Linked DNA regions of Homo sapiens: region 2 is linked to region 1. A link is a contact called in ENCODE Hi-C data. All regions are on one chromosome and are shown on one strand. Each heading gives the region's core, a stretch centred on a gene start or an enhancer-like site at or near the end of the contact. The rest is flanking DNA. Distances are from core to core; before and after follow the strand shown. Region 1 holds the start of TTF1 (transcription termination factor 1). Region 2 holds the start of MED27 (mediator complex subunit 27).

The links. Hi-C counts contacts between places; a loop is a spot of excess contacts on that map. Pooled maps may share reads with other maps.
Region 2: a map of B cell shows a loop between it and region 1 (11-fold over the local background). The contact joins the promoter of MED27 here to the promoter of TTF1 in region 1. A Hi-C loop is called at or near these places in 3 of 168 maps with a recorded cell type or tissue (B cell, CD4-positive, alpha-beta T cell and naive thymus-derived CD4-positive, alpha-beta T cell), 3 of 37 single-sample maps with no recorded cell type and 9 of 50 pooled maps.

The regions. Positions count from the first base shown.
Region 1 is chr9:132,404,994-132,408,882 of GRCh38, forward strand. It overlaps TTF1 (transcription termination factor 1), which reads right to left and starts at 1,847. Exons shown (of 11, transcript NM_007344.4): 1 at 1,797-1,847.
Region 2 is chr9:132,077,964-132,081,852 of GRCh38, forward strand. MED27 (mediator complex subunit 27) reads right to left here and starts at 1,904. Exons shown (of 8, transcript NM_004269.4): 1 at 1,679-1,904. The coding sequence starts at 1,881. RefSeq lists an enhancer at 1,801-2,080.

The sequences.
Region 1 (3,889 bases), core at 597-3,096:
TCCTGCCTCAGCCTCCCGAGTAGCTGGGACTACAGGTGCCCGCCACGACGCCAGGCTAATTTTTTTGTATTTTTTAGTAGAGACGGAGTTTCACCGTGTTAGCCAGGATGGTCTCGATCTCCTGACCTTGTGATCCAACCGCCTCGGCCTCCCAAAGTGCTGGGATTACAGGCGTGAGCCACCCACTGGCTGATTTCTTTTCTTTTCTTTTTTTCTTTTTCTTTTTTTGGAGACAGAATCTCGTTCTGTCACCCAGGCTGGAGTGCAGTGGCACGATCTCGGCTCACTGCAACCTCCGCCTCCCGGGTTCAAGCGATTCTCCTGCCTCAGCCTCCGGAGTAGTAGCTGGGATTACAGGCGCAAGCCACCAAGCCTGGCTAATCTTTGTATTTTTAGTAGAGACGGGGTTTCGCCATGTTGGCCAGGCTGGTCTTGAACTCCTGACCTCAGGTGACCCACCTGCCTCGGCCTCTCAAAGCGCTGGGATTACAGGCGTAAGCCACAGCGCCCGGCCTTGATTTCTTTAAATAACATTTCCCCTTCCATCAGTTCCTTTCCTTCTTTTTTGTAAATACTTCCTAGGCTGCTCTCTGGTCTCTGGAGCCCAGTACAACCTTCTAAATATATAGTCTCTCCCTGCTAAAAACTTTTTAGGGTTCCCCTGTTATTCTTAAGATAAAGTCAAAATCCTCACAGACCTGCAAGAGTCTTCATTTCTTCATAATCTAGCCTAGAGATGGACAGAGGTAAGTCCATGCCCACCTCTCTACCTCTCACTTCTCTCTAGGTTTCAGAAACCCTGCTGTTTTCAGTTCCTAGAATACACTACCTTCCTTTTCGTCTCAGGAACTTTGCAAAAACAGCCCATTCCATCAGGAAAGCTCTTCCTCCGCATTACCTTTCTGCCCTTTAACTGGTCCAAGTATGAAAGCCACTTTCTCAAGAGGACCTCTCTAACTCCTTAGCCGGTCTCATCTTTCTGGTTAACAGTGTTTCCCAACAACCAGCTGCTCCCCATTGCACTTTTGGCAGTTATAATATGATCGGCTTCTTGAGGGCTGGAATCCTGGCCATCTTGCTCCCAAATGGCTCCCCAGTCAGTGCTCGATACATATTGAGAACGGATATGCATTTATCCCCCCTTACTCAGAACATACACTTCCCGCTCTGCAGGTACGTGCCCAAACCTGGTCCCGGATTCTCTCACCGCCTTTGGGGTGCGAGAGAGACCCCGCTCTGCTCCCGGGTGGGCGCTCCAGGGCTGAGACTGGAGGAACTAACCAGATGTGAATTCTGCATCTTCTCACTCCCAAAGACCCAAGCCGCGGCCGGGCGCGGTGGCTCACGCTTGTCATCCCAGCACTTTGAGAGGCCGAGGCGGGTGGATCACCTGAAGTCAGGAGTTCGAGACCAGCCTGGCCAACATGGTGAAACCCTGTCTCTACTAAAAATACAAAAATTAGCTAGGCTTGGTGGCGGGCGCCTATAATCCCAGCTACTCGGGAGGCTGAGGCAGGAGAATCGCTTGAACCCAGGAAGCGGAGGTTGCAGTGAGCCGAGATCGCGCCACCGCACTCCAGCCTGGGCGACAAGAGCAAAACTCCATCTTTAAAAAAAAAAAAAAAAAACACCCAAGCCTCAGTTTCCCCGAGATAAGGCCTGGGGCAAAGACCGCGGCCTGGAGACCTCAGGCCAAAAGGCGGGTCTCCCAGAAGACGGGGAAACCCACCACCCCACGCTGAGTTTTTACGCGCGCATTTTGAAAAACAGAAACAACAAAGGCGCTTTCAACTTACCCTCCGAAAGCGCCGCCACCTTTCTCCCAACCCGGAAGTGCTGCTGTTGAGGAAGCGGAAGTAGTAGTGCGTCGCCTTCCGGCCCCCTCGGCGTCACGCTGCCATGGTAACACGGCTGCCGCTAGGCCTTGGAGGCGCGCACATTTGCCTACCCATTTTCCTTCTGGGTCCTTTAGACGTCAGGTGGGGTAGAGAGTGCTCCTGAAACGAAGAAAGTAGGACAGAATCCCCCTCCATTGACGTACTAATGCATGCGTGCATTCCATTTATTCCAGTTTTTGGTGAACTCCAGGAACAACTTGGGAAGACAGATGACAAATCAACTAAGATAATTTCAGATTATCTTGTAAGGAAAATAAAACAGGGTGACGTGATGGAGAGTGACTAGGGGACGGTGGGTGCTACTTTAGATGTAAGAGAGGGCTCACTGAGGAGGTGACATTTGAACTGAGTTCTAAATGGAAAGGGCAGGCAAAAAATCTAGGCAGAAGAGTGTTCCAGGCTGGAAGTGAGTGCAAAAGTCCTGAACTTGGTTGCTGGAGGACCTGGGACAAGGCCAGAGCAGCTGGAGCACAGAGTGAATCCACACAGTGAACCCACAGGGTGACAGACAGGTCGCACACGCCCAGCCTAAGTGAATGCATGTGAATGCAGGGGAGGGGGTGGGAGAGGAAGTCAGAGGTCTGCAGGGGCTATCTGGTGCAGAGGCTGATGGATGTTAAGCTTGGATGAAGTCTCAGAAGTTTAGAGTTAGCAGGAGCTTTGGAGATCTATCCCAGTCTTCCCATTTCAACAGAGTCCTGAAGAGACTTAGCCAAAAGGGCAGCTTTAACCTGGCCATCAATTCGAGGCCATTATATTTACCAACCAAACGTTTAACCTTTTTGGATAGTGAACATATACGATATAGGCAACAAGTTTTCTCACTTAATCCTTGTAATGAGGTATTATTAGCCCCACCTTGTGGATGAGAAACCTGGGTTTACAGTAACTTGTCCAAGGTGACTTAAATGGGCCAGCCAGAAATCAGACCTATGCTCTTTCTACTACTCCACTATCTTGCCCCTCACTGTTCCACCTGACTTCTATGTGATCTGCCAAGTGGCTTTGATTAAAAAATGCACAAACTATGCTTCCGTGAAAGTCTGGAAGGGAAGCAGGTTGGAGAAACGATGAGCCTATGTATGTACTCATGTTGCCATGCAAGGGCTGCTCTGGGATGTGGACGTGCAGTTGGAGCTCCGTCTGGAGAAGTCTGTAAATGTGGTGTTGTCCACTGTTGATATGGAAGGCCTTGAAGTCCAGGTCCGTCATTGGTGTCACGTGTTCTGTGGTGACCCCACTTACCCAGAGCCTTGTGGTGCTAGTGATGCATGAATGAACCCACAAAAGGCTGGCACTAGAGGAGAGATTAGATATCATCCAGTATCGATTCAGGAAAACTCCAATAGTGGTTTCCAATCCTCCTCCAACTGCACCAATCACCTGGGAAGCTTTTTTTTTTTTTTTTCAAATGCAGAGTCTCAACTTTGCAATGGATTTTATATTAAACACTATTGTATCACATTAAAATCTTCGGACATGATAATGACATTGTAGTTACACATGGGAATGTCCTTGCTACATGATGACGTACTTAGGGTTAAATATGGTGTTGACAGATATTTTTCAGGTGATTCTGTAATGTGTGTATGTGCATGCTCACAGAGAGAGAGCAAGAAAATGTGACCAGTGCTGGGGACGGGTGAATCTGTTAGTCCAAACTGCACCATTTTGTAAGCCCCCTGCCATTTTGCAGACCTTGCTTAAAGTGAAACATTCCACGGGGGTTCAGGCAGTGAGAAACAGCCTGCCTCTTATCATATTCTGCTGGGAGAAAGTGACAGGAACATCACGTTCCACCAGAACAAGGGCCAAACTGCCTCATCATGGGAATACCTTATCAACATCTTCCCGGGCAGCAGGCCATACCCACCGGGCCCCTCCCCGCCCAGGCCTATAATTTCTCCAGCCTGTAAGCAGCGGTAGGCACTGGCATTAAGCTGGTCTCCCACCTCTGTAGGTCTCATGCTGGACATAAAGCCTGAATTTGC
Region 2 (3,889 bases), core at 654-3,153, 330 kb before region 1:
ATCATTACACTTGGCAGAACAGCAAGTACCTGATTAAATGATGATTATTTATCATTCACATAGGGATAGATTTGTACATGATGCTTCACAGATGGTAAAACTTAACAAAACAAAGAAGAGATAAAATAAACAAATGGAATGGGAAGACACCACTGAGGTGGCTGTGTCAAACAAACACACTTCAGTCTAGCAGGAAAACCCTAGAGAAGCTTGGGAAAGCGAGCCAACAAGAGCACATTCCAGGAGTACGTTCTGAGGGGCCAGTCCCAAACTGCCAACAAAAGACTCTCTAGGAACAGCTTCTTATGCCACATTCATTTTGGAATCATCAGCCACCTTCTTCTTGGCACTACTGTACAAAGATTTAAGAAGGCAAAAGGATAATGTCAGCACTCTTAAAGTTTCTATTTAAAATGGTGAAGGGTTATAATATCCTGAACATTACAAAGGGAAGTAACTCGGAGAGAAAATGGAAAGAAAACAGAAGATAGGGAAGAATAGCCAGTGCATCCCCTGAAGCAGAGAAAGTATTAACTGGTGCTCGGCGCGGTGCCAGAGAACAGCAAGCGGATGTGGGCGTTGAGGAGGGCTGTGTGATTTACGGCAACTACTTAGGGGGAAAACAAAAAGGCACCCATCATTTGGCCACCTCCTCCTCCTCCTCCTCCATCCTACCTCCTCTTTCCATCTGGTTACTAAGGAGACCAAGTTGAAAAAACAAAAATCCAACCAGTCCAGAAATCAAAGGATGACTAGCTCACCAAATGCTTTCCCCTACTCAGGTCAGTTCTGAGAAGTAAAAGGCAAAAATCCTGAAATTCTAACCTTCCTGGGAAGGACTGACTCTCTTATAAAACAGAAGGCAAGTTCAGGACCTAAGCAATCAAGAAGTGCCTACTATGTGCCAGGCCCTTTACAAACATCCTCTCATTTAATTCTTACAACACTTAAAAAGTGTAAGTGAAGAAGGTACTTTGTAAGGAAGAGGAGGAAAAGTGGAATCCTTAACCCTAAAAGACTACAAATTAAGAAGCAGGGGCGTTAAGCATAAGTAATTAAACTGGTTAAGAGATTAGAGAGTAGGTCTCTACTGCGGAAGGAACTCCCACAGGAGTGGGAGTGAGGAAACTGATCAGGTGGTTTGGGAGCGGTTAGGGGAAAAGGTGAAGACAGCTCAAGGCCTGGCCGGTCCGTCGTGGTTGCGGGTGGGTGGTGGTGGAACTGATGAAGTCCAAGTTCAGGGCCGGGGAATTGGGGCTAATCAGATCGGGTGCACTTGGGTTTGGAGCCGACTGACCAGGTCCTGTCTGTACTATTACTACATTCGGATCAGACGTGATGGGGCACAGAGGGCCTACAGGTGAGAAACCTGCCAAGCTCAGAGAAGTGGAAGTTCATGGGAAAAGCATGCCTCCTTGTTAGGAATGGAACCGCCACAGAAGAGGTCGAGGATGGCGGAAGACAAACAGGACCAGGAGGCCAGGAGAAGCAAGACGAGAAAGCGGGGATGGTGTTAAGATGTCCCTGAGGGACAGGCAGAGGCTTGGAGAACAAGAAGAGAAAGAACAGGGATCAAGGGAAACGGAGAACAGCCCCTGCCTGGGAAGACTCGAGCGACGTAGGGGCAGGGTCGGAGCGGGGCCGGTCCCCGACCCCGGCCCCTTCAGCCGGTACCTACTTGAGGTCCCGGTTGACCGAATGTAAGTTGTCCTGGAAGTGCGCAATAAAGGCCTTCTCCCGGCCCTCCAGCGTCTCCTTGTTCCGCATCCCATCCTTCAGGCAGTCGAACACCCTGCTCACGCTGGAGCGCAGCGCCTGGATGGCACTAATGGCCTGGGAAAAGGCCTCCAGGTTCACACTGACATTTATCACGTCCGCCATGTTGCCGCCGCCACAGCAGCTCTCCAAAGCCGGCTTCGCAAGCAAAAAAGCCGCGCTCGCTGATGACGTATCTCCGAAGACCTCTGGGAAATGCAGTTCGCGCGGGGCTACCCAGAAAGCACTTTCGAAAAAGGGTTTCCCCTTGAGCTAAACTAATGCATGGGCAGGAAAGTGATTTTTCTCAACTTGGGGAAGTCAGGTTGCACTCCCGGTTTGCTTAATGGTGACAAAGAAATACAGAAAGTTCCCGCATTTCCCCAAACTTGCACTCTGGGGAATCATAGGGAAAAGAATTGCTCAGAGCAATAGTGTAAAAAGGAAAGGAACATAGCCCATTCAATAAAATGAGTCCATATTCATAAATAAAGCGGGGAGAAGGAAAGTTTCTTCTTTCCAATAGAATGCCAGCTCATAAATGCAGAAAGAGTGATGGAATTAGAAAATTGCCATTTGACAGCCATTAGAATAATTGATTCAGATAGAAATCGATGGATGCTAAAACTAGTGGGTGAAAGTGTCAGAAAAATAACAGGCTTTTTAGGTAATCTCAAAGTATCGTCCCCCAAGATGCTTATTAATTAAGAAGAGGAAAATAATGATCCAGAGATTCCACTTCTGGGCATATACCCAAAAGAAGCGAAAGCAGGGACTCAATACCTGTACACATGTTCATAACAGCATTATTCACCAAATAGCCAAAAGGCAGGGGAAACCCAAGTGTCCATAAACTGATGAATAAACAAAGTGTGATACTGGCATACAATGAAAAATTCTTCAGGCTTAAGCAAGAAAATTCTGACATATGCTACCTGGAGGAAACTTGAAGACATTATGCTAAGTGAAATAAGCCAGTCACAAAAAAACAAAATTCTGTGTGACTCCACTTATATGAGGTGTTTAGGGTAGTCAAAATGTTAGAGACAGAAAGTAGAATGGTGGCTGGTTTACAGTGAACACACACCTCTGAAAATAACATACATAGCATAGAGGTTGTGGAAGAAAGAGAAGGTTTGGGATTTAAATAAAACCAACAAAATGTTGGCCAAATCTGGCTTTATGGAAAAATTCAATGTCTCTTTGTCCTGTTGGCTATAGACAGGTTTCTGAAAATTTATTATCTTTTTACTAAAGGGAACCTGCCCAAGTCCTCATGTTCTTTCCTTAGAGGAGCTGGGGTTGCATAGCTTGGAGCAGAGAAGAGGAGAGCAGGAGGCAGATCATGATTGTGACCTTCAACTCACCTTCATGTCAACCCAAGACAAGAGTCCTCCTTGGTTAACTAGTGGCAATAACAATAACCAGTTGTAGGAAGGCTGTAGAGAGGAAGATTTCAGCATAATATTGCAAAGGGCCATATTTAAGTCTGTACTTAAAGAGTACAGACTTGGAAAAGTTTTACAGCTGGATGGTGGTGATGGCCATACAACAATGTGATTGTACTTAATGCCACAGAACTGGACACTTAGAAACAGTGAAAATGGTTGATTTTATATTATGTATATTTTACCAAAAAATTTTAAACAATTCATTAATGTAAACATAAGGGGGGATGGATAGTGACTTAATAGTGACTTCACAGTGGAGAAACATGGCAGACACCAGCTTAACCAAAAGGCCAAGGTCAACATCACCAGTGACGGGACATGTTGTGCACCTCCTGATACAATGCACTGGAAAGAGCACAACATGACCTCCATGATATTCTTGCCAGCAGTGCATAACCTGAATCTAATCAGGACATCAATAGAACTCAAACTGAAAAACGTGACAAAATAACTGACTGACCTATACTTTTTCAAGAAATATCTGTGTCAGGCCATACACTGTGGCTCACACCTGTAATCCCAGCACTTTGGGAGGCCAAGGTGGGTGAATCATTTGAAGTCAGGAGTTCGAGACCAGCCTGGCCAACGTGGTGAAACCCCATCTCTACTAAAAAGACAAAAAATTAACTGGGCGTGGTGGTGGGCACCTGTAATCCCAGCTACTTGGGAGGCTGAGGCAGGAA